Linked DNA regions of Homo sapiens: regions 1, 3 and 4 are each linked to region 2. Evidence: chromatin contacts called from ENCODE Hi-C or POLR2A ChIA-PET data. All regions are on one chromosome and are shown on one strand. Each heading gives the region's core, a stretch centred on a gene start or an enhancer-like site at or near the end of the contact. The rest is flanking DNA. Distances are from core to core; before and after follow the strand shown. Region 1 overlaps ARHGAP26 (Rho GTPase activating protein 26). Region 2 holds the start of ARHGAP26-AS1 (ARHGAP26 antisense RNA 1). Region 3 overlaps ARHGAP26 (Rho GTPase activating protein 26). Region 4 overlaps ARHGAP26 (Rho GTPase activating protein 26).

Region 1 (6,220 bases), core at 2,755-5,254, 42 kb before region 2:
TGCTAAACACATGAGCATTTAATTCTCTTCAGGTAAGGACACTGACCTGTAGAAAGGGATAGGAAGCAGCAAGCCATGGCTTCTGCATGGCTCCTGTAACATGATCAGTATATGCAGATTACAAATGTTGGCTACCCCAGTGCCTGGTGCTCCTCCCTTCATTCAGTGTGCCCCTCCCTTCTGTGTTTTTTTTTCTTTCTCTTCTTCCCTGCAGAAATAAAGCCACAGACATCTGAATGTGTTCCCACTTCTCCCATTGTCCACCCTAAAGCCTGGCTCTTGGGACTGTGTGACGTTATACACCACTCTTTTTGTTTTTGGAACAAACTCTGTTACTCTGCCGTTTGCTGGTGTTATGGCAAACTAATCTCAAAGCACTGATCATAAGCAAGTACTATAAGAAAAAAAAAATCCTGTTTCCTTCCTCAAGGTGTAGGACCAAGGGTCTGGTTTGAAAAGTATTTTTATTTTTTAGATTTTGCTAAAAATCAGTGTCCTGCTGTCTTACTGAAATATGAATGTCACGGTGTGTGTGTTAACAAGTATTTGATGGCAATAATTGCTTTTGACAGATTATAGCTTGCTGATGGTTATTTAAAGGCAGTCTTTCCTTAGGCTACTTCTGTCTACCACTGCTTTGGGTAAAATGATTTGTTCTCTCATAAGGCCTGTCGTGACAGAATTTTCACTTTTTAAAAGTGGTCGTCTTATTTGTAAAACTGAAAAGATCTTTTCTTTCAGTGGTTTATAGACAAATAACAAAGCAATGGATGAGTACTGTAAAAGTTTGGGGACGACTTCACTTATTTTTGTGTGTTCCAGGGCTGGATGTGACTCATGCACATTTGGGGACCAGCTCCACAATGGGTTTCACACCATAATTTTTTGTTTGTGGAACACTGTATGAGTTTCAGTATGTTGTGTGTATGTGTGTGTGTGTGTACATTTGCTGCAGTTCGCGTTCCCATGCTCTGTGTCTTAACAGCTGTGTCCTGGGATGTTCTTGCAATCCAGGTTCTTGAGGATGTGTTGTTGCTTGCTGAGTGGAGCTCTGCTAGTTGCTCTTGCATTGGGCAAAATCGGAATATTAAAAAATCCCCAAGAGCTAAGCATGGAGTAGGAAGCATAGTTCCTGAGGGTCGTCCCTATCAAACACCACACCCTGGTTCTCTAAGACAGGACAGAGCTGGAAGTGTGTGGTCCCCAAGGCTCAGTACTTACTGGTTTAGCTGACATCCCACAGGCAAGGCTGCAGCCCTAGCATCAGCAGCTGTATAAGCTCCAGAGTGGGTGTCCCGGCAAGAGAGCCAGACAGGTGATTTGTTAAATTATTACCTGTGTGTAGCTTCTTGCCCCTGGTGCCAGGCAGCATGGAGCTCGGCAGGATTAAAAGGAGGTTGATTACACAGCCAGCAAAGGTAGGAGGTGAGACTGCCAGCTGCTACTGTGCTTAACTCTTGAGACACCCACAGAAAATGGTCCCTGCAGCTGTGTCTCTGTGGGACTTAAGAACATATAGGGAATGAGAGATCCAAACACAATGCATTGACAATGATAGGATTTCCTAGGAAGCCTTATTAATGGGCAGGGCACCAAGAGTGCCACGGAAGGGGCTAGGCTTTCAGCAAAATGTGCAGGAACTATGTTTCAGGAGTGGGGGAGAATCTGGCAAATGTTAAATATATATTGAGGATCATCTGTCCTCTGCTACTACAGGCAGAGAAGGGAGAAAATGGGCTCTTAACTCTTATTGGGGCAACCAATGAAAATGGATCAGCAACTCTTTTCATTCATTATAATTATTCAGTGTCTCCTATATGTAAGAACAAGAGGACCCCTCCCCTCTCCTTCAAGCTTGGAAAGTGGGCTGGGATAAGTAGTAGAGGCAGCTGTGGAGCATACTGTTCTCTTGCTGTGCGATCTTGGGCATAATAACAGTGCCTCCTTTACAGGATAGTTGTAAGGATTTAAACCAGGTTATGTATTGAAAGTGCTTACAACAGTACCTAGCACACAGTACATGCTCTATGTTAGTAACAGTAACTTGTTATTGCTACTACTGCCATCCTTATTGAGTAAGCAGGGGTCCTTGTGGAGGAAGAGGGTAGTTGGGAGCCCACTCAGGAGGTGGCCATGAGGGACAGAGGCCCCCTTCCATCCACTGTTGGAGGGGCTGGAGTTCTTGGTGCCCTTCCTGCTCGAGGTGCACATGGGGCTGAGGTTATGGAGATGAGAAGGAGGAGCCTGAAGGCTGGTCTCCTTCCCGTTGTCCAGCCCAGCAGGGGACCTATGTCAGCAGCCTCTCCTTGGGGACTGCCTGAGTGTCGTCACCCTGAGCAGCACAGGCTCCTTGATTTAATTTGTTTCCTGCCCACAAGCCACCTGAAGTTCAAAGGGTTATTATTTTTCTATTGTAATTCCTTAGCGGGACGATACATTCCTTCTGGGACCTGCAGGACTTTTTTTGGAAAGCTAAATTGGCAACACTGACTCAAGGAAAAGGCAAGTAGTTAAGAGCCGATATTCCGAAGCAAGGTATTCTAAAAAGGCTTTTCTGTCCAGTAGAGACTCCAGATCAGAGAGCAGGAAACTTTTCCTGAGCCAGAAAGTATCATTTATAGGTGTCCTTGGCGGAATCCCTCAGAACACAGTTCTCGAATCTGCCTGTAACAATGTTGCCTTTCCCGTGCTGTGTGCTGGCTTGGGAATTGTGGAATTCTGCACATGATGCATCTGGGTATTTAGTTTCTGGTGGCCGAGGAGAGATGATGAGGAAGCAAAGATAGAAGACCTAGATTTTCTTATCGATTTGCTGGTTAACCCAGGGAAAATTACTCTGTGCTTCATTGATAGAATTAGAACATCTTTCTGTCTCACGAGAGTGTTAATGACCAGTCAGACAGTGTTGAATCTGGGAATTATTTTTCAAGGAGGGGGATATGATATGTGATCAAATTGTCTTTTATATATTTAACAGACTAATGAACTGATGCTTCGTCTGTCCATTATTATCAGGGAACGGAGGCTGCTTCCTAGGTCAGATTTCCAGATAACTGGAGATTGTCCATACACTTGTCATGGTAGAGTAAGACTCACATCCGGGGTGGAGGAGGCGCTGTACACAGTTAACTCATTTAACCCCTACCACAATCCCATCATGTTAGGAATTGTCATACTACCCATTTTGCAGAGCAGGAAATTGAAGTTTAAAGAGGGGTAAATAAGTTTAAAGAGGGGTAAATAAGTTGCCCGGTTCATTCAATTATTGGATAGCCATTTATTGAATTTCAACTACGTGCTAGCACGAGGATTATTATCACCACGGTGAGTGGACCAGGCTTGGGTTGTCCGTAGGGGAGTTAGGATTCTTCCCAGGGATGTCTGGCAGGTGACTTGTCGCCACACCATGTTCTCTCTCACAGGATTTTAGTGGTGGGAGGTACAGGGCCTTCTTGAGACCCATGAGGTGGGGTGATTCCCTGTGTCCCTGGCCCCATCACCAGGTGCGATCTAGTTTTCAGCCTTAAAGCCCAGGTCAGTCTGCTGTCCTCTGTGCCTATCTCCACCAAGCCCTCCCACCTGCTACTATTTCAAATGCCAAGACTTGAAAACTTTTAAATACTTGATAAAAACCTGGCCTCCAAGTTAGGCATTTCCCTGCTTTTAAAAACAGAGGAAGCTTGAGCAAAAGCCAACATTTTTCTGGGTGACTCAGACCTGTCATTATGTGCTTCATTGATATAATTTTGAGTCTGTACTTTCAGGTTTTCATTTTCTTTCTTTGTGTCACTTGTCACCTCACCTGTGGCCACTGAGATTGTCACTAAGTGCCTCTCATTTCCTTTGGGTTGGCTGTTTTTCATCTCCTGTGAATGGGGAAACTGAGCTTCTGTTTTTTTTTTTAAATCCTATTTTTTTTCTACCCTATTTTTTTTCTAATGAAAAGCCGGAAGTTGCTTGGTGAGACCTGAGGAATGAGTCAGTGACTGTTAAAGCCACCTCTGGTGTTGGCTGGCCTCCATGGTTGGTTGTGGCATGGCCCTGTGTCCTGTGGTCATGGTCTTACTACAACTGTGGCATCTGCAGGAGGGATTGAGAGCTTGGGCGCAGGAGTCTCCTGAACGTGGGCTCAGGTCCTGGCTCCACTGCATATTAGTTTGGGAGCTGAGTCAGCTTAATGCCTCCAAGCTAAAGTTTTCTTGTCTTGGCACAGAAAGCCCTGCATAAATGATGCCCTTTATTATTAATGGTTGTAGAATTTGTGGTGCTGGTGGTGGAGGTTGAGGTTGGGGCAACATGACCAGTGAGTGTTTAGGTAACTATGTAGAGTGTAGGTTAAGAGCATGGGCTTTAGGGCCAGGATGACCTGGGGTTTAGTCCTTACTGCCTCATTCACCAGCCAGGTGACAGATAATGAAGGGATACTTACAGAGGTCAATGGCGTGGGCTATTGAGTTAATGTGGGAGTCTGTTCCTGGCTCTGCTGCTTACCCTCTGGTGACCCAAGTCTAGAAGCTGCTTTAGGTTTCTCATCTCCAAAATGAGGAAAAAAGGACCTACCTGTCAGGATTGTTGGGGGAATTAGCTTAATGCACATACCCTTAGTGTTTCAAACAGTGTCTGGCACATGTAAATGCTCAATAAACGTCAGCCGTTACTAGCTAATGATTCTCCTGGCATCCGGGAAGTGTAGATACTGCTTTTATTTTTTAAATACTGTTGTTTATGCTGTAGCCCTTTTCAGCACTTCTTCCTGGTCTTTGTTCCCTTGGCTTTTCTTGGTCTTCCAAGTATTGAAGTAGGACTAGTAGATGGTTCATTCTGGGAATAGTTACGCACGCTATTCAGAGGGAATGGATGCTTTGCTTTGTGAGTTTCCCTGGATCAAGTTTCCTCTACAGGTAGGAATTGTTTCCTTATCAGGCCCTCAACCTGGACCTCCCTGGGAGCCGCTGGCAGATTGTATGAAATAACAACAATACTCAGGGGATGAAGTATCTGTTAAAAATTACGAGTGTTGTCCTCTTTGACATCTCCACCCTTTCTTATGGAAAAGATTTTGAGTGCACTGTAGCTGAAAGATTATTCCTGCACTCTGTACGATTCCACTTTTACCCGTGCAGTTTCCCTTCTTTTCTTGGTAGGTTTACAGCATATGCACCACAAAATGAGTCATTATGACTTAAGTTTTTTTTATTTCTTTTAAGCCCAACATGTAGGTGGTAAACTAGGATCTTTCCTGGTCAATTCTAAAATGGTTGGGAAAATGAAATTTAAAAGAAAAACATGGAGAAGGAAATTAACAAGCATACATTATTCTTTTCCCCCTAAGGTTTTTGCCTTCACATGGGGTTGCTTTCATTTTCCTGACAATTAGTTGTAACTAAAATACTGTGTGTCTTTGGAATAATTTAAGAAGAAAGGTTTTGCCCCCATGAGGCATCAACCATGTGCAGGGTACTGGTGATGGACGGTTGCTGTGACTGGGGTAGTCTGGTTTGGCAAGGGCTTGTCATGTAGGGGATTGTCTCTATATTTTGAGGGGTTGGCAACTCTCTCCGCATGCTCAGGGAGAGTTGCCACCTGGCCCATCTGTAGAGTGGCCCAAATCTGGTTTTTGCCTCCTCTAGCAAGACGGGTTTGGTGTGCTAGGTGATTCTGACACACACCAGGTCCCCGCCTTCCTCCAGCAGCCTGACCCTGTCCTCAGTCCAAAGCAGCTAGAAGGCCTGCGTATCTGTTTCACCTGTTAAAGTGTTTCTGTGTGCTCATGATCTTCACTACTGGTGTGTTATTGGAAGTTAGCCACTGTGTTCAAAAGAAAGGCACAGCTTGATTAAATAGGTTAGTAAGTGCTGGTTAGGCATGTGCTTCTGTTGAGTCAGGGAAAGGCTGGTGGTGATAAGGAGAGGAGGCTTTGAGATTTCTGTAACCTTTCTGTCCTCTAGATTTCTGAGGTTGACACTTGGTAAAGGGAGAGAGAATGCTGTATACCATCATATTCTCTGTGCAGGACCCAACCAGGTTGACCAAATGTCCTAGGTCACACCTGCTATCTCAGCATGATTATTAACAGTGCCCCCTTTCTCGAAACCGTCTGTTTGGATCTGGCCACCCCATGTATGTGTCACACAGGTCTCTTTGAAACTTTTGTCAATAGGAATGAACCTCATTTTCCAGTGGCCTTTTCCCCCTTAGTAGATCATGATAAGAGTGAGAT
Region 2 (6,084 bases), core at 2,481-4,980:
GCTCTTTAGGGGTTGAGTTTTCATCGGAGATCCAATGCTGACTAACTCACTTGACACAGCGGTCATTGATCCAGTAAATGTTTATTAAGCACCTACTATGTGACTTGCACTGTCATTAAGCCAGTCCTTAATTTCTTCATCTAGAAGAGGTCAGGTGCTTTCACTTAACTCTCAATGTTCTTATGAGGAAAAGCCAATACAGCACTTTGGAAATACATATGTATTTGTATACATTATTTGCATACAGTTATGTATAAGTCGTAGTGGGCCCAGAACTTGGAGTTTTCAACACGGAGAAGTTTTTTTTTTTTTTTTTTTTTTTGAATCCCTTATAACTCTTTCCTTATCTCCTGGCTGACCAATGGTCTGTGCACAAATGTCCAAGTTGAGAGGTGTTGCCTGTCATTTAGTTACCTACAGGGAGAATGCCCCTTGGCTGTGGTTGCACATTCTCATAGTGAAGCTTGCTGGAGGAGTTACAGTAGGTGTCTCCAACAAAGTTCTGGGCCAGCTCCTTAGTAAAAGGCTTAATTGTTGTTTAAGTTGATCTTGTTGCTCCTCTGTATAACAATCCAGTTCCCATTTCTTTAAGGGAGTAAGTTCAAATTCCTTAGCTTGGCATACAGGTCCTTCCATGGTTTGATTCTAACCGGTCTTCCCACTCTGACCTCCTGTCCATCTAGTTAAACTTGCTGCTTTTTCTGGGTAGGTTCTGCATTTCGCATCTCCTTGCTCCATGTTTCCACTTCTATAGCATCTTCCCATGACTGCTTCCGCTTCCCTTTTCTACATATCCAAATAGGACTGAACTTTAAGGTTCAGCTCAAACGCTACTCCCTGTTCTTTTTCTTTTTTCTTTTTTTTTTTTTGGAAGCCCCCTCCAATGGCCCTAGCCGGAATAATATCCCACTTGCATTTCTGTAGCCATTTTTGTCTACTCTCTGATTGCCCTAGCACAGTCTACCTTAATTTTGTAGTTTTGCACACACAGATTAGGCCCTTCTAAAAATTGTATTCCCCTTAAGGCACGGAATGTATACATACCATCTTTTCATTTCTTTGAATACATTGATACCAGATTCTCAAATATTTGAGTAAATGAGGCAATATAGTGTAGTAGTTAAGAGTTTTGGAGTCAGAGAGACCAAGTTTCTTACATTACCACTCATTCCCTGCATGATCTTGGGCACGTTATTTAACCTCTCTGAGCCTCAGTTTCCCATCTGCAAAATGGAGGTAATAATATCTACTCAACAGAATGGTTGTGAGGATGGAGGGATTTAAAGTACTTGGTAGGTACAGTATTCAGTAAGTTAATGTATATAATATATTCATAGTTATTTGGATGTAGATTAAGGTGAGTTTGGGTAGCCCAAATTATTTTTAAGGGGTATTTCATCTAAATAGAATTAGAAACCTCATTTTGGAAAGAGGAGCACGTCTTTATTCTACTTGATTTCATTTTAAAAATCAACTCTGAAAATTTCATTAGCCTTAGTGCTCTGGTTGGAAAAACAAATTTTCCAGAATCAGTGCTGGTGATGGCCTCATTTAGGAAATGCTGTTTTAGGGAAATGGCCTCAGGAAAAGCACGCAGATGTATGATCAGAATGCATGTTATGTAACGTACCGTGGCTGATGTGGTCGGTGGGCACATCATCCGCCTGGGGGAGATAAGAGGTTTTCTGAATCTGCTCCAGCCAGATCTGAAAGAATGTGAGAGACACTGTGGTGGTGACTTCATCCCTATACCCCTCCCACTCCATGTCTCAGGCTTGACTTGCTGTATGAGAGCACAGGCCCTCCGAATGTGTTAGAGCACTTCTTCCAATGTGGAAGCCAGGGCCCCTCTCTCAGTTGCTGAGTGTCCACTGGACATTTCTAGGTGGTTATTTGTTCCTCAGTGGGACAGGATCTGTTCTCAGCACTGCCTTTAAGGCTGGCCCTGTCATTTCTCCTTGAGTCTTAGCTGTTGTTTAAATTAGCTGCTTGGTCAAGGTGTTCTCTGATATAGTTGATTGCCACCTAGTGGCCACAGGTAAGACCGTGTGTCACGGAAACGAGAAAAATGCTATGGAGAATTTTGTTTCATTCTAAGATTTGCACAGGGTGTGTGTGTGTGTGTGTGTGTGTGTGTGTGTGTGTGTGTTTTGTTTGTTTTTGCTAGTACAATGCCAGGAGTCTGGGCTGCAGAATGGTATTTACAAGGGACTGTAACTTGCTTTTCTTATAATGAAGCACATCGAACTAGGTTTAAACTGCTACATACAGACTTGGGGAAATGGGGAGTCGTTGGAAATGCCTCTCTCCAAGCACAGTTTCTGATTGGATATGTTCTCAGTTTTCCCAGATACGGGGAGAAAGAAAAGAGCGATCTCTGGGGACTCTTCCTTAAACCATTTTAACTGCAACCTGGGGCTTGTGCTGGGGCTAAGAGAGGACAGTTGGTTGTGGCCAGCAGTTGGGTTGTATGTAGCTCATTTCTCCAGCTTCCTTGGTATAGGTGAGGTTTTATTTTATGCTCCTGCTGGTGGTAGCTCTCCCTCCAGCTCTGTGGGACTCTTCCTCAATGGACAACATGAAGGGAGGTGGTCACATGCTAATAGGAAGCACATTCCCACATATATATCAGGCTCTAGCCAGACTTACATAAGTTGGAGAGTTTGTCCTAACTTACCTGCTTTTTTTTTCACATGTCAAACATTGAGTTGGGAGGTTCACCTCTGATGAAGGCTAATGGACTTATGGAGTGCCCAACTTCCTCTCTCTTTGTTCTTTCTGCAATACCTGCTCTCAGTCAAGCAGTAGAGTGTTGGGCTTTGGGGATAGAGTGGTGAGCATGAAGGGATATGATCCTCATCCTTATAGAATGTACTAGTTGGGGAGGCATTACTTGAAGAGAAGAATTACCTGAACAAATATAAAATTGCTCTGAAGAAAAGATCTATAGTATAGTACTCAGAGAGTGAGAAATAGGGTTGGGTTTGGCCTGATTAGAGAAGTCAGGGAAGGCTTCCTGGAGGAAAGAACTTTTGGGCCAAGGGCTGCAGGCAGAGGTGGCATGTGGTGGCAGGTAGGAGTTGGGCATGCCCCGGGAACTGGCAGAGGCTGGAGCAGCTGGAGCCCAGAGAGGGGTGTGGGGAGGCCAGACCCTGCAGGGCCTCTCAGGCCTTGGGAGGGACTTTCGTCTTCACCTCCAGAGCTCTGGGAAGCCATCACAGGGCTCACTGCTGGTATTGACACAACTGGGTGGAGAACTGATTTGACGGACAAAAGTGGATGTGGGGAGGCCAGAGAGGAGCAGTTGCAGTTATCTGGGCAAATGGAGGTGTTTTGTTTAGGGGTTGCTGATAGTGATGGGAAGGAGTGGGCAGAATTGAGATGTGCTTAGGAGACTTGGGAATGGACATGGCACATGAGGGAGCCTGCTGTGTGAGAGGATGACATGTACTGGTGACTTGTGCGGCAGGGTGAATGGTGGTGCCCTTCGTTACACTGGGGATGCAGGAAGAGGCCCTCGGCTGGCTCTCTGGGGAGAGGGTGGCAGAGGGTGTTTGAGTAGAGAGAGTTTTGTTTTGAGTGTGTTGAGTTTGACCTAGGAATGGGGGTGTGGGCTAAACCTGAAGTCTCTCTGGGGCTCGTGTCCATCCATGTCTCAGCTGTCTGTCATGGGTCCTCTCTGGAGACTCTCAGGTATTCCACCTGTAAGCCAGCTTGTGTTTCCTTGCCCGCTCACATCGTACAACAGGTTTGGAGGGACACTGTGTCCAGCCCTGTCCGAGGCACTCTTTGTGCATTGTGACATGAAGCCATTCATGACTAGTTCCAGAATTATTCCAAATACAAGGTGATGAGGCACAGAGAGTAACTGGCGTCCAGGAAAGGAAGAGATTAACAAGGCCCGGGGACTTTGGTATTCTTGAACTTTAGGCAGCCATGAGGCCAATCCTGTTGCAAGTTCTAACCTCAATGATGGCCTTTCTGAGCTGTAATCACTTTCTTTTCTTTTCTTTTTCTTTTTCTTTTTTCTTTTTTTTTTTTTTTTGAGACAGCGTCTCACACTGTCGCCTAGGCTGGAGTGCAATGGTGCAACCTCGGCTCACTGCAGCCTCAGCCTCCCGGGTTCACGCGATTCTCCTGCCTCAGCCTCCCTGAGTAGCTGGGATTACAGGTGCACACCAGTACACCCGGCTATTTTATTTTATTTTTTTTTGTATTTTTAGTAGAGATGAGGTTTCACTATGTTGGCCAGACTGGTCTCGAACTCCTGACCTCATGATCCACCCGCCTTGGCCTCCCGGAACTGTAATCACTTTCTAAGTCCAAAGGGAAAGATGTGACTGAGCAGCAAAACATTTCAAGGGTAGTTAATACACAATTTTGGTAACTTTGGAGGTCACAAAGGCAATAGATGCACTGAAAATACAGTAGTAAGGTTACCTGAGTCCATGTTTGTGTGTGCACATGTATGTTAAGTTTTACCCAAGGAGAAAAAGGAAATGGCTTGACTTGTGGTATTACTGGTACAACTTGTATAAAATTAAGGTAGATTCTAATTTTTAAAAAATTATGGTAAACCTTCTGTGTTAGTGAAAGTTGGATCTATTTGGGTTAAATTCTCTTAAATCCGGTGCAGATTAATATCTGCTGGCATCTCCAAGAAAAGAAGGGCACTTCCTCTAGTCCCTGAGTGAGCAGGTGGCTCTGGGAGCAGTCTCTCAAGGCCCAAACTTCTAGCTGCTTCCATATTTCTTAGCCATCTGGTCCCCTCACTCAGAGAAGCACAGCCCTACCTACTCTGGAAAGCAGATACTTGGCCTCCCCAGATGCCGGCAGTTATGACTTCCCTCCACTCTGGCCAGCATTCTGCTTTTCTAGCAACAGATGTTTCTGCAAAGTAAATATTATTGACTCTGCTTGGCTCCTTGCTGTGTCTTGCACTGCCTGCACATGAAACAGCAGGGTTATATGAGGAGGGTGCCACGACGCTTGGCATGCACCCAGCACCAGTGCCAGCCTCTTCTCTTTTCTCTCTCCTCTTATTGGAATGTGTGTGTTAGATTCCTGTGTGCATCAGAGGGAAAGCTCTTGAAATAAATCTTTGGGCTGCTCCATATCCAAGGTGAAAATCTACATAAGATACCACCAATCTTACTGGATTGAAATTGGCAAGAAGCAATGGTTTTTAGGTAGAGAGTTCTCTTTTTAGTGTTGTTTTCAATCTCTCAAGTAACATAGAGGGTTTACCTTAATGGGGTGAAGTGGTATGGTGTTCCCACATACTACAAGGATCTCAGTTCACAGGACTTAAGTCACAGGTCCTCTCCTTAGTGGCCTTGCACTCTTAGGTCAGTCCTTTAACTTCTCCGAGCTCCAAACAGTTATTCATGCTTACCTTTCCTGGTTCCTCTTACTGGAGGATTCATATATGAGGAAAGAATAGCCCAGCTATACCTAGAACTGAGTCTTGTGATGTGCAGAGTGCCTATACAGTGTTTCTCACTGGATCCTCCCTGCCTAACCCACGGGCTGACAGCCTCCGTCAGATGAGATAACTGAGACTTTATGACTAACCCAGGGTTGGTTACATATCTGATCTATGTTGGAGCTGGAACTTGAACCCAGGAGCTGTGGGATTGGGGTGGGGGCAAGGGGTTGGGGTTGATCACCCTGTCACCATCACCCCATAGAATGCAAGTGGAGAAGGGAGGTTCTCCAAAACAAGCTTGAGATGCTGTCCCAAAGTCTGGGGAATGGATTCCAAACAAGTAAAAGGACAGGTGTCCACTTTAGCTGTACTGAAAAATTCCTCTATCAAGCCTGAGGTGAGTTCCTTTTTCAGGTCCATTCATCAGGATTCTCGCTCTACCCAGCTTTCCTCATTGGCTTGAAGCCCAATACTGACTCCATACCAGCAGTCATTACCTAATCGTCTATCGGGGGATCGGCCTGTCCTTCAGCTTCATGGGGTCCTCACTGCTTCTCAGGCTTGCACTGTGGCAGGGTGTGCTCTGTGCCAGTGGACAAGGAAATCAGGTCACCTGCTGGTCATAAGCTAACAGGCCCTGCCCTGGTTCAATGGGT
Region 3 (6,450 bases), core at 1,144-3,643, 61 kb after region 2:
CTCTTTTCAAAAAAAAAAAAAAAATCACTCTTCTGACTTCTGTTGCCATAGATGAGTTTTGCAAGTATTTGAACATCATAGAAGTGGAGTCACACAGTCACATAATCTTTTGTGTCTGGTCTCTTTCCCTCATCATTATGTCTCTGAGATTCATTCGTGTTGTTGCATTTAGCAGTAGTTGACTCTTTTTTTAAAAAAATTGTTGTATGGTATGCCATTGTTCAAATATACAACAGTTTATCCATTTATCAATGGATATTTATTTGTTGTTGTTTTTGCAATTTTTGGCTATTCTAAATAAAACTGCAGGTATTCCTGAATGCGTCTTTTGGTGGACATATGCACTCATTTCTCTTGAGTATATATGTAGAGGTAGAATTGCTAGGTCATAGGGCAGGTTTATGTTTAGTTCTAGCAGATATTGCCAAAGTAGTTCCATCAACTTATTCTCCCATCAGCAATGTATGAGAGTCCCAGTTACTCTACATTTTTTGCCAGTATTGGTTATTGGTGGCCTTCTAATGCCCTCTATTCAGGAGGGTACTTGTTATATCTCATTGTGGTTTTAATCACATTTCCCTCATAAGTAATCAGTTTGGGCTCTATTTCTTAGCCTTATTGGCCATTTGGATGTCCTCTTTTATGAAGTGCTTATTCAAGTATTTATTGTATTGGGTGGTTCATTTTTTCTTACTCACTTGTAGGCATTCTTTACATATTCTGGATATGATTCTTGCAGGAGATAGATATTACAGATATCTTCTCTCACTCTGGTTTGACTTTTAATTTTTTAAATAAAAGTAATTAAGTAATTAAATTCATCTTTTGATGAGTGTAAGTTCTTCATTTTGGTGAAGTCCAATTTTTCAATATTTTTTCTTTATGATTAGGACTTTTTGTGTGTGTGTGTTTTTTTTTTTTTTTTTAAAACTCATTGCCTTTTCCATCTCTTGAGTATTTTAAGACAGATAAAACATGGAGAACCACTTCTATAGAAAGTAAGCCCCAGTTATTCTGGACGCTATTGAATTCTTGTTTTGGATTAGCTCGTTGCCTAGAGTAGCGTTGTAAGCCCTCATATTTATGAAGCACTTTAGGTTTTTACAGAGCTCTTTATCATTCAATCTCATTTAATCCCGTGCAGGAGCTCACTAAGGTGTTTGCAGAAGTGCATGGCTGATTTTGACACCAGAGGACTTGGGTGGTCAACGTGAGCTCTCTGGGGGCTGCGGTGCCATCACATTTGCCATGGCATTGTGCACAAGAGTTAAGGGTTGGAATGCCTGTGTTCACATCCTGGCTCTATTATCTTGCCAGCTCTGTGATTGTGGACAAGATACTTAACCTCTCTGAGCCTTGGTTTTCTCATCTGCTAAAGGGGAATAATAAGAATATACTTTTCTCATGATGTAGCTGTGAAGAGTGGGTGAATTAATTTATATATAGTGCTTAGCACAGCAACTGGCATATACTGCTGGGTTATAATTATTACTGTTCTTTTATTGTAGAGGGTCTAATAGGCTCACAATTCTTTGTAGAGGTAAAAAGAGCTCTGATATTTACTCCAATTTCTCTTTCATTGTTTTATATGTTCCCTTCCTCATTCCATATTATCCTCCTTCTTTTTTTATTTTGAGACGGAGTCTCGCTCTGTCGCCGGGCTGGAGTGCAGTGGCATGATCTTGGCTCACTGCAGCCTCCGCCTCCAGGGTTCAAGCGATTTTCCTGCGTCAGCCTCCCGAGTAGCTGGGACTACAGGCGTGTGCTACCACGCCCAGCTAATTTTTGTATTTTTTAGTAGAGACAGGGTTTCACTATGTTGGCCAGGATTGTCTGGATCTCTTGACCTCATGGTCCGCCCACCTCGGCCTCCCAGAGTGCTGGGATTGATGTTAGTCACTGCGCCCGGCCTATCCTCCTACTTTTAATCTCTCTCTTCTCTGTCTCCCCTGCCCTGCCCATTTTTTGCTATGAAGAACCACATGCATTTCAAACATGAATTAAATTGACATCCTGTAAGAGAAGGTCTCAAAGTATGTTATTGTATAGGAACTGACATGGAAAGTGGAGGGTCGTTGAGGGTTTTGCTTGTTTTATTTTGTTTTGAGGGATAGTTGTTAGTAGGGACATAAGGAAGGTAAATATGGAAAGAAAGTTATTGTTTTACTCCAGAATAAAGATAGTTCACCCTTTTTATCTTGGTTCTTGGAAATTCACATGCAAGACATGTGAATCCGTCCCCTACCCCACTTCCCCTGTAAAAGGGAACAAGACCACATGTGGAAAAGAACTTGTATTTTGATATTTCTTCTTGGAATGAAAACAAATCCTGTTGACTTTCCTGGTTACCAAGGCCAAGTGGCCCACCCTTCACAGCCTCTGAGGTTGTCGAACTTCCTCTGTGGCTTGGGGTGGAAATCTCACACTGTGTGCCATGAAGTTGATGTAATATATGTGAGCCCCTGAGACCTTGGTATGTAGACAGCTCTTGTGATCTCACTGTTTGCTGGTGAGCCACTAGCAGGAAACGAACTAGAGACATGTTGGCTCCTTGACCTCACTGCAGAAAGGAGGGTAACTTTGCTCTCTAGGGCAGGGGGAACAGGAAGGAAAAGAGTAGGGATGGAGTGGACAGCCCAGGGTGTGGGCCTCAAACTTAACTCTGCATCAAGATCACCTGGGGAGTTGGTTAAAATCCAAGTTCCCAGGCACAGCCCAGTTCAGATTGAGTAGAGTGGGGTTGGGCTGGAATCTCCATGTTAAGGGAATGTCTGATTCTGAAGCAGGTGGTACAGGAGCAGCACCTACAGTAACACTCAAAGACCCAAAACCGGGGACTTGAGAGTTCTGCAATAGACAGTAGCTGCAGAGGCTTTTTGTTTCAAAGCTATTAAGACGTCATACTTGGTCTTTAGAGAAAGGTGGAAGGGTGGAATCAGTTCATTGTGCCCTTAAGCCACAGGGTCAGTTCTGTGGAGCCACCACTGTCAGCAGTCTGCAGATATCCACTGAGTCTGGCACACTGAATGGGCTGATGGTGGGAAGTGGGCACTTGGTTGGGTCTGAGAATGAGAATTTCTGAGAAGAGGAGGGAGAGTCCTGGAAGGTGCTCATGGAGAGAAGAGTTATTCCATCTTCTGAGTCATCTTTGTATTGTGGTGCCAGTCCCAGTGTGACCTTCATGGGAATGACCATCCTCTTGGGATCAGTGTTCCACCATCATCAACACGCCCACTCATCTAGCTGCCCACGCCTCCCACCCACATACAACCCCACTCCCCTTTCTGTCTCTTGCTTGTTTTCTCACTCCCTTCTCTTGCTCGTTTGCATGCTTTCCCTCTGTCTCTCCCGACCCACACGCATTTACACCCTCACACATTCACACCCCTACCCCATGCCCCTTGTATCCTCAACCTGTCTGTATTTACATGCCCACGGCTCTAAATTTTTAAGGGGATGTCAAGGAATGGTTAATGAAAAGAATCAAATGTGACTTTTAAATTATGTTAAACACAAATAGGTTTAGCATATTCATTGGAACTATAGCTATAAGCCAGAAGCAGAGATGATGGGTGGGTGAGAATGACCAGGCTTGGGTGCATATGGGGCCCAGGCTTGTGCTGCTCAGGGTGTTGCTCAGCCTGTGTGGTTTTAATACCATATTGTTGTATGATCATTAGCAGTGTTTGTGTACTCAGACAGGAATCGGACTTTAGTTCTTGCTCAGTGGACCTCTTCCTCCTTTTTAGGCTGTCTCAAATTTTAAAGAGGATGGTTTTAACTAGCAATTCTTAACTTTTTGAGGGTTGCAGTTCTCTTTGAGAATCTGACAGACAATTTGAATTGTTTCTACAGAAAAATCCACATACATTTGAGGGAGAGGAGGAGGTGGTTTGGGGACACTCTGGGATCTATTTTCACCCTAAATGAAGAACTCCTGCTTTAATGGGCATAGAGGGCTTTCAGCCGCTTCTCCCAAGGTCGTTTTTATGGCGCAGTCTCTTTTTCTTGCGGAGTACCATTTGTGATGGGAACTGAACAAAACCCATTTGATATTGTATGCATGTCTTCTGGAGGGCTTGTGCTCAGTTTTAGAGAGCAAGCAGATTTCAGTGAGTGAAATGATCTCATGCATGTAAAGCACTTAGCACCTGACATGATTAAGTATTCATTTTTAAAAAATACTGTGCACATTTAATCATAACTACCAAGATGATGACCACCATAAAACTTCTCCATGTCTGAAGCAGTTTAGAAGCAGTGGACTAGATATTAGGAGACAAGCATGCCTCCAGGTTGGATATTTTCTCCTCTTTTTTTTATCTTGAGTCCAGTAATTCCATTCACTTCCACAAACATTTATTGCATTTCTACCGTGAGTAAAATACTCTGTTAAGCGTTTTGAGGTCTAGAAATGAATAAGATTTCAAGGAATTGAACAACGTCTAAAGGCATCACTTAACTCCTCTACGTCCCTTACCTGTAAAATAGGATCATGTCTTCTGTGTTTCTGCCTCTCTGAGGGAGATGGGCTGACTGAGAGGAATTTGGGCCATCCTTTCTGAGAGTAGAAGGTGGCTTAGTAAAGCCGAGTGTTTTGCCCCTCTTTGTGTTGTTAACCTTAGCAGCCACTGACTCTTTTGAGTGGATGTTTAAGATTTGCCTTCACCAATCTCTCTACATGTGGCACTGGTTTCATATCCATGTCCCTCCTTTCTCTGCAGGCCAGGGGTTATCACCATGCAAGCTTTGTCGGAAGAGGACCGGAGGCTCTGGATGGAAGCCATGGATGGCCGGGAACCTGTAAGTAACAATTCAGGGAAGTAGAGCAAGAATGAAGGCCCTGAGTTGTTTGTTGCTTCCCTAGTGCAGTGATTTTTGCTGCTGTTCTAAAGCCTTGGGTTCTTGAAACCAGTGTACCAGAGGTGGTTTTTTATTCCTAGGTTTATGTTTGTGGATATTGATATTGCTTCTGTATAGATGTAGTTCTTGAGCTTTGGCCTCTCTGTCCTAAGGCATGGCTTCTGCATAGAATTACACCAGAACTCCCATCTTTTATCATTGACTTCTGGTTCAGCCTCCCGTAGTAACTTACCTCCCCTTATAAGCAGCGGGACATTATCAGGATGGATGGAGGGAGGTGAGCCTGGTAATATGATCCCTGCTGCCATTTCAGCGATGCTGGCCTCAGCTGGGTGATGTAATCTTGTAGTTGTTCTGCATCTTGTGACGTGTAAAATCCATAAGAGCCCTGGAATCACTGTAGTCGTCTTATCTTAGTTCCAAGGATCTCAACTCCAGTGTTCAGCAAATCTCAAGGTTGCAGAAATTGTAAGAGTACAGTCTAACTATGTGCCACCAACAAAAGAGAAAAAGAATCTACAATGCCAGAGGGCCAATAATTGATACTTACACAGGTACTGTCCAAAGGGAGGAAATGTGTGCAAGGAAGAAGTAGGCCATGGGCTCCATTGACTATAGAACTCTTTGCGTCAGGCTGGATAATGCCAGCTGATTTGTGTGTGTCTTTCTCAGCTTACCCTGATGAGGTGGTCTGGCAACATAGATTATGTACCTTTCTACTCAGCCATATTTTATACAAACATGGGACGTAGTCAACTAGGCATAAAGAAATAGCTAGTATTGTATGACATTTAATAATATAGAGCAAGATCTCTTAAAGATTTAAATAACTGATGATTTAGGCACAGTTTGCTAAACTATAATTAAGCATTGTTTAATCTTAATTCTTCTCCTGGGCTAAAATATAAGATAGCTCTGATTATCTCTGTATACGTTGTTACCCATAGGAACCCTCAAAACCAGATACACATTTCTACCTTTGAGGCTTTATGGGCACAATAGCTATTTGATGTCAAAGGCCTTTGAAAGAAGCTTCCTAAGTAGGTCTTTCTTTTTGCTAGCATTATCTACCATTTGTTGAGCACATTTTTACATGTTAGGCACAGGACTGAGCACATTACATCTCTTAACCTGTTTATTTCTCTTAGCACTTAATGAAATAAGTGCTGTGATTCCATTTTATAGATAAGTAAACTGAAGCTTAGGGAGGTTAAGTAACTTGCCCCAAGTAGCACAGATAGTAAATGGCTATATTAGTAGGGTACAGGCTAGGTTGCTATTAACAGAGAGACTCTGAAGTACGGTGGCTTATGTAAGATAGATAAGTGTATTTCTCTCTTAGAGCCGAGAAGGGAGGAGTCCATGCCTAGTAGGGTCATTCTGCTATCCTCAGCCCATGGCTTCCCACATTGCTCCAGTCATTGCCATTTTCCAGCCAGAAAATGAGGATGAAAGCATTTCGAAGGACCCAGAAGATGCACATGTCACTTCCATTGGCTCAAACATAATGGTACAGCCATATCTACCTGCAAAGCAGGCTGGGAAACCTAGGCTGTACATAGGCAGTCATGGGCCCTGCCAGGACCC
Region 4 (6,570 bases), core at 1,024-3,523, 61 kb before region 2:
AAATTTTTGTACAAGTTTTTGTGTGGATGTATCATTTCTCTTGGGTAGGTAACTAGGAGTGGAATTGCTAGGTCATGTGGTAAGTTTGTATTTTACTTTTAGCAGGTTTTTGAGGAGGGAGAGCGAAAAATGAGTTTATATGAAGGCCCAAAAGTGTGACTGAGGTTTGGAATAGCTAATGAGGCAGCTGTAACCTGGAATGAAGTACCAGAACCCAGAAAGATGAGCTGGACAGATTTTAGTAGGAAGGTTAAAGGTGCTCTGGAGTTAGCCAGTGATCCTGCTGCCTCTCCTTCTCTATGAAGCCAGTGTTCCTTTCTTTGCATATTTGGTAGGGTGGGTAAAAGGCTCCTCTTTCTGTTGCTGATTTTGGACCAGGAATGTCATTTTTTAACCTTCCAGTGGCAATAGTCCTTAACCCGGAAGTAGCAATGCTCCCCCTTCTAGAGCATCAATTCCCTAATGTGGAAATCCAGTCCCACAGTTTTCTCTGAGAAAAATGTGGACAGTGTAATATAATGGGTTATTCATAAGCCTAAATTTATATAATGCAAAGGTGTGTGTCTTATTCTTGGAGTGTATCTTTCTTACTGTTTTGGAATAATGAAGACTTTTTGTTGTTGTTGTCGGAGACAGAGTCTTGCTGTTTTGCCCAGGCTGGAATGCAAGGCACAAAGACGGCTCACTGGAGCCTTGACCTTCTGAGCTCAAGTGATCCTCCTGCTTCAGCCTCCCAAGGAGCTGGGACCACGGGCATGTGCCACCAGGCCCATGTATTTTTTTATTTTTATTTTTTGTAGAAACGGAATCTCACTATGTTGCTCAGGCTGGTCTTGAACTTTTGGGCTCAAGCAATCCTCCTGCCTGGGATTACAGTGCTGGGATTACAGGCCTGAGCCATTGTGCTGGCCATGACAACTTTTTAATTCAGTGATGTTAATATATGTTTTTTAACGGTTGTACATGGCATAATAAGTTATAGGCAATGAAATGTGTGTGTGTGTGTGTGTGTGTGTGTGTGTGTGTTTAGTTTAAGTTGGTTGTTGAAATTCCCAAATCTGGGGACTACTTCTCCAAAGAAAGTTTTGGGAAGGCATTAGTTAACATCTTTGTATTTTGCCTTCTTCCGTATTTTCTTACATTATTGTGTAGTGTGGGCATCTAGAGTGATGCCTGGACGACATCACAGTGAAAGATTAGTGCAACGAAGAAAAGACAATCCCAGTTATGTACCCCCCCACTACTTAGACATCTAACTCTGTGTTAATATATGCAGTTGATGGGCACATGTCATCTTAAATCCTTTTGGTAGTACAAAGAAGCCAGAACTAAGTTTAGTTTGGATTTCTTACGCATATTTGGAACTAACCAGCAGTTGACTCATTTCAGGATAAGCAGTTGTTTTCTATGGATATTCTGCTGAGGTTGGAGGCTCTGCACCAACTGTATGTGGTGAGGGCTTTGATATAGAACAGCAGCACTGGATCCAAAGTGTGAAGGGAGCCCTCAGGCTTGCTATACTGTGCCCGTCCTCAAGGTTGGGGCTAGGGAGAGGGATTTTTCTGTAACATGATCCTACAGTACACATAGCCACATTCTCCAGTTAATAATGACAACCGTGATAATGGTTGAAATTAATCACAGTGAAATTAAGGCATGAAATTAATAACAGTGAATGCATTGAGCCAACATCATGCTAAATGCTTTCAGGCATGATGCAATTTGATCCTAGCAACAGTTGTGTTAGACAGGTATGGTTATTCCTTTTTTGTGAGAAGCAACTTAGGGGCAGTAGTGTTTGGTAAATTGCACACTTACCTTGCCACTGACTGAATGAGAGATGTAGAGCCCATTGCCAGAAGGGGCCAAGCCAGGGTTCAAACCTAACCTGTTCTTTTAAAACCATGAGCCTCTCAGATCAGCAGTTTCTACACCAGATTGTATTCCCAGAGGCCCAGCGCTTCAGTTCAGCTGTGCTGCTGAGGTCTTGTGTGTGAAAAGGGAACTGGGAATGGATTCTGCAGGCCATGCTTAGCAAAACCTCCCTGAGGCAGCCCACGGCTCTGGTGTATCCAGCACACTTTATTGCTGCCCCTCTGTCTACAGACGGCTCTATTGATTCAGCCTTGGGAAGTCTTTGCCCCCTGCCCTCTTCACCCTTTTTGTTGATACATTCCCAGAATGTTCAAGTTCACACCCATGTTGCAACCCTGGCTCCTAAGCCTGAGGACAGGATGTGAGTGCCTGCCCTGGTGCTCATGGGTATCAGCGGGACAGAGATTTGTGCTGAGCTGCGTGCTGCTGGCTTCCCCCTTGCCTGTCCTTGGGAACTGGGGACTTTACCCGCTGTCTTTATGCAGTTCTTACAGGCCATATTTTAATGCTGTGTCATCTCTTAGAAAGATGGGTTGAAAAGGATAAACTGGAAGCTTCTATTCATTTCTCTTTTATTTTTAAGAATGTTGTATTTTGGCAGGGTGTGGTGGCTCACGCCTGTAATCCCAGCACTTTGGGAGGCCGAGGCGGGCGGATCACGAGGTCAGGAGATCGAAACCATCCTGGCTAATACGGTGAAACCCCGTTTCTACTAAAAATACAAAAAATTAGCCAGGCGTGGTAGTGGGTGCCTGTAGTCCCAGCTACTCGGGAGGCTGAGGCGGGAGAATGGCATGAACCCGGGAGGCAGAGCTTGCAGCGAGCTGAGATCACACCACTGCACTCCAGCCTGGGCAACAGAGTGAGACATTGTCTCGGAAAAAAAAAAAAAAAAAAAAAAAAAAAAAAAAAAAAAAAATGTTGTATTTTAGGAGAACATTGATCCGAAAGGTGATTTGCATGTCTTTTCTGCTTGTTAAACTCAGCATAGTTTGAGGTGGGGAAATCCCAATCATCTAATTGGTGTCAAATTTTGTTTAGTAGTAATTTCTGCATTCCCTTTTCTTTCCTTTCCTCCTCTCCTCTTTTTTTTTTCTCATCAGTTTAACATTTGCCATAGTTTATGCTTAGCAACCTGTGAGATACGGCTAGTGTCACTCACTTTTGGTAACACGGAGTCACCAAGGTACAGAATAACTAAGTGGGGTATGCAGGGTCTGGCCAGAAATACAATCTTTTGATTGCTAGCCCAGCTGCTTTCCTTGTTATCACTTTGTGGAGCAGGCTGGACATTGACAATGAGTTCTGAGACTGAGTGGAATGGGAGACCCCTCCCAGCTGGTGGTCGAGCTGCCTAGAGCATGGTCCATCTGTTTGGGACTAGGGTTGAGCTCCAAGATGGACCAATCAACCCCACCAAGAAAGAAACCCCTTCTATCACCGCGGAGTGTACCATAGCTCCTGTCAGCCGCTCTGGAAGTTTTTGCCACCAGAAGAGAGATGCAGAGCATCTTTTCTTACCACAGCTGAACTGAGAACATATGTTTCATCCATATATGGCACCTTACTTATTAAGCTTGTGTCCTTGTCCTTTCTAATACTCTGGCACCTTGCCCATCAGATGGCTGCCCCTTTTTATAAGATAAGTGCCTGTATGGCTGGCTGTTCTGATTTTAAGTCATGAGCTTTGACTTTTATCAGAAATTTACAGCTTGGTTTTCAAAGGACTTAGTTGAGTGCAACTGCATGAAATGGTAGTGTTAAATTTTATACTGTAGAAATGTTGAAATGGAACTCTATAAAATGTGCGTTTTCAGTGTCTTTTTTGAATGGTTTTATTTGTGTGTTTTATCAGTCTTAGACATTTTTATTACTCAAGTAATCTGTTCATTGTAGAATGATTAGAAAATACAGATAAGCAAAGAGAGAGAGGAAAAGAAAAGAAAAAAATATAGGTCTACTGTAAATAAAAGTTCCCCAAGAGAGAAGCCAGGATGTGAAGGACTTTGAGCTTCTTAGAAGAAGGGGTCAGATCAGCTGGTGCAATTCTGCATTCCCAGCAGCACTCTGTTCTTCCTGTTTTGGACACTAGCAATCAAGACAGAAGTTGGGGTGTCTGAATATGTCCTGGAGAAAGTCAAGATGGCTTTTGGTTTGCTGCCCCAGGCAGTGAGTCCCGGTGGTTCAGGGGCCAAAAGTCCTGCAGTTAATCCACCACCTGCAAGGGATGGCTGTGAAAAGAGAAAAATAGTCCTCCTTTGGAGTCCCATTATTTATACAGTTGCTAGCTTTCAAGCAGATAGAGAGAAAATAATCTTACAGTCATGCTTTCCCTCCTCTTAACTTCTGCCAGTCCTGCTGGAGCCATCCACTCCTTCATTCATCTGTCCATCCATCCATCCATCCAATCACTCATTCATTCATTCATCCACTTAGTGGCTCACTTCATTCATCCATTCAATACCAATTTACTGTGTACCTGCTGAGCACTAAACACTGTTGCATTTGGTTCTGGGAATACAGCATGAATAAGATAAGGCCCTTCTCTCATGGATCTTACATTGGACTGGTGCAGGTTTTAGTATCATTGCTTCCCTTTCAGCCTTACCTTTCTACAGCTGTGGATAAGATGCCATGAATTTGCGAGTAAAAGTGTTTATCTCTCCCTGGAGCAGACTAGACCCCTAGGCTCTGTCCTAGAGCACAACTCACCCTTAGCTGCCCTGCAACCTGATCATCTCCAACAGGGAAGGTGAAGAGAAGGCAGTATTTGGCTGATGAATTCTTCTCAAAATGATACTTTAGTTTTGTCTGGGAGGGGCAGGGGAACAGATCACAGAGGGAGGGGTTCTTGGCTTTATCAGAGAAAGAAGGCCTCATTGTGTGTTGTTGTTGGAACAGGTCCCAGAGACCTCAGTACAATTCTTTGGACAGGGCTGAGCTAAGCTACCATGTATACAATAATAGTCGAAAGAATAGTGTGGAATTTAGGGTAGTATCAAAGAGAGCTCTGTGTTACAGCTGTCTTCAGGCAGAGGGCATGACTTCAGCCCCAGGTCAAGTCCTGTTGTTAACTTCATAATATTTTAATGAACATGCCTTTTTGTGTCTGTTCCTCTCCCCTCTCCCCCATCTCTTTCTTTTTTGTGTGTGTAGTCATTTATTAAGGGATTTTGATAGAAAATTTAAAACTTAATCTCTGTAAACTCTTCCTTTTGAACTATGGCATACCTGAGTGGACAGGCAAGTTGCAGGGATGGGGACATTTGACACAGAGAACTTAGGAAGTTCCAGGAAACCAGTATTTCTGAAACTGTAGTCAATTCTGTTTTGATTTTTTGCTACATTGATGTAATACCTATTTCATTGTTGACCTAATATTGTTCTTTAAGTGGGAGTGCTTGTTCTTTTTGAAGGGACACTCTTCGTTTAATAAAGAACAAGTATAATTCGCCCAAAATAGTAAGTAACCATAAGCGTTGATATGTAAACTCTAGTGTTTGTGTCCTACATAAAGCGATTTGTGGTATGCAAGGACATATACATACCACATTTTGGGAAGTTCTGTTGTAGATTGTACCAGCTGTATTCACCATATTCTTGGAGAGTCAGATGAATAAATCTACCCGCTTCCAGTCCTTTCCTCCCATCTCCCTCTCCCACACTAAAGTGAATTGTGGGGCATGACACAAGTTGGAGAGAGGCCCCAGGGAGTGTTCCAGGACTGAGGGAAAGGAGGATTTGTGGCTACTCTGTGCCCTGCCAATGGAAGTAAAAATAGACCTACCTCCTGGGGTTATTGTTAAGTTTCAGTGAGCCAGTGCATACGGACTTTGCTTATTAGCACAATGCCTGGCCTTCCACTTTTCCTGATCATCTATAGGCACTGGCCCCTTGAATAACTTCACTCTGTATGCTGGGTATACAGTAATATTGCCAGCGCTGAAGCAGAAGATGCAGACACTGTGAAATGTGCTGTGGTCAACCAAGCTGTCCACATGCCAGGAGATTTATTTCCCATCTCTTCAGCAAGCTCTCTCCATCCTGGGTGGCATAGAGTAGAAGCTGAGAGTGTGGGCTCTGGACGCCGACAGCATGGCTTCCAATCCTGGCCTGTCCGTCACGTGTAGTTGGTAAGTACCTTATCTTTTTCATGTATTCAACAAAAAAACACTGTGTGCCTGCTGTGGGCCAGCCACTGTTCTAGGCTCTAAGGATTTGCTAGTGAACAATCTGAGGGACAGAATCATGCCTTTGCGGAGCTTATATTCTGGCCTTATTTTAGTCTCTTAAATGGAAGTAATAATAGACTTACCTCCTGGGGTTATTGTTAAGTTTAAGTGAGCCAATGCATACAGAGCCTGCTTATTAGCACAATGCCTGGCGTGCAGCTATTACTTAATAAATGCTAGCTTTTCACTTATGATACTCTTGTGCGCAGCCTTGCACCAGGCTTAGAACCCATTTTCATCATTCCGTTCCTGCTCTGGCTTCAGTAGCACCCAACTGAAATATTCTCTCCTTATTTCTTGGCCTCTAAGTAATTCTTGAAACCTCCCAGCTCTAGGAACCTCTTATGGCTTGCAGCCTCCTCACCTAATCATAGCACTCGAAGAACTCCTGGTCACCTCCTGAAATAAGCTTACTCATCACCTAGCTGCTGTGATGAGTTGGCATTCTCATCTCCTGGATGAC

Evidence for each region. A loop is a pair of places that touch in the nucleus more often than their neighbours do. ChIA-PET counts read pairs that join two places held with the same protein, here RNA polymerase II (POLR2A). Pooled maps may share reads with other maps.
Region 1: a loop to region 2 is called in a map of PC-9, with 4 times the contacts of the local background. The contact joins the enhancer-like site here to the promoter of ARHGAP26-AS1 in region 2. A Hi-C loop is called at or near these places in 28 of 168 maps with a recorded cell type or tissue (Caco-2, Calu3, HepG2 and 16 more), 3 of 37 single-sample maps with no recorded cell type and 21 of 50 pooled maps. POLR2A ChIA-PET finds 5 or more read pairs at or near these places in 10 of 52 experiments (A549, Caco-2, H1 and 7 more).
Region 3: a map of endothelial cell of hepatic sinusoid shows a loop between it and region 2 (2.6-fold over the local background). The contact joins the enhancer-like site here to the promoter of ARHGAP26-AS1 in region 2. A Hi-C loop is called at or near these places in 2 of 168 maps with a recorded cell type or tissue (endothelial cell of hepatic sinusoid and transverse colon) and 1 of 50 pooled maps. POLR2A ChIA-PET finds 5 or more read pairs at or near these places in 2 of 52 experiments (activated B cell and naive thymus-derived CD8-positive, alpha-beta T cell).
Region 4: a map of heart left ventricle shows a loop between it and region 2 (2.9-fold over the local background). The contact joins the enhancer-like site here to the promoter of ARHGAP26-AS1 in region 2. A Hi-C loop is called at or near these places in 16 of 168 maps with a recorded cell type or tissue (CD8-positive, alpha-beta T cell, Caco-2, Right ventricle myocardium inferior and 8 more), 2 of 37 single-sample maps with no recorded cell type and 14 of 50 pooled maps. POLR2A ChIA-PET finds 5 or more read pairs at or near these places in 10 of 52 experiments (A549, B cell, Caco-2 and 6 more).

The regions. Positions count from the first base shown.
Region 1 is chr5:142,823,212-142,829,431 of GRCh38, forward strand. All of the region lies in intron 1 of ARHGAP26 (Rho GTPase activating protein 26), which reads left to right. Among named protein-coding and RNA genes, the nearest start is that of ARHGAP26-AS1, 43 kb to the right of the region's middle. Within about 2 kb of position 4,005, at least 16 of the 41 ENCODE cell types and tissues checked have a DNase peak (open chromatin) inside an H3K27ac peak, as active enhancers do; they include PC-3, PC-9, Panc1 and 4 more, where a contact is called at or near this core.
Region 2 is chr5:142,865,180-142,871,263 of GRCh38, forward strand. ARHGAP26-AS1 (ARHGAP26 antisense RNA 1) reads right to left here and starts at 3,731. Exons shown (of 6, transcript NR_046680.1): 1 at 3,621-3,731; 2 at 2,678-2,910; 3 at 1,631-1,706. The region is part of intron 1 of ARHGAP26 (Rho GTPase activating protein 26); the gene reads left to right. RefSeq lists a silencer at 1,845-2,139.
Region 3 is chr5:142,927,323-142,933,772 of GRCh38, forward strand. It overlaps ARHGAP26 (Rho GTPase activating protein 26), which reads left to right. Exons shown (of 23, transcript NM_001135608.3): 11 at 4,725-4,803. Among named protein-coding and RNA genes, the nearest start is that of ARHGAP26-AS1, 62 kb to the left of the region's middle. Within about 2 kb of position 2,394, at least 7 of the 41 ENCODE cell types and tissues checked have a DNase peak (open chromatin) inside an H3K27ac peak, as active enhancers do.
Region 4 is chr5:142,805,483-142,812,052 of GRCh38, forward strand. The region is part of intron 1 of ARHGAP26 (Rho GTPase activating protein 26); the gene reads left to right. Among named protein-coding and RNA genes, the nearest start is that of ARHGAP26, 38 kb to the left of the region's middle. RefSeq lists a silencer at 1,968-2,017. Within about 2 kb of position 2,274, at least 12 of the 41 ENCODE cell types and tissues checked have a DNase peak (open chromatin) inside an H3K27ac peak, as active enhancers do; they include heart left ventricle, heart right ventricle, right lobe of liver and 1 more, where a contact is called at or near this core.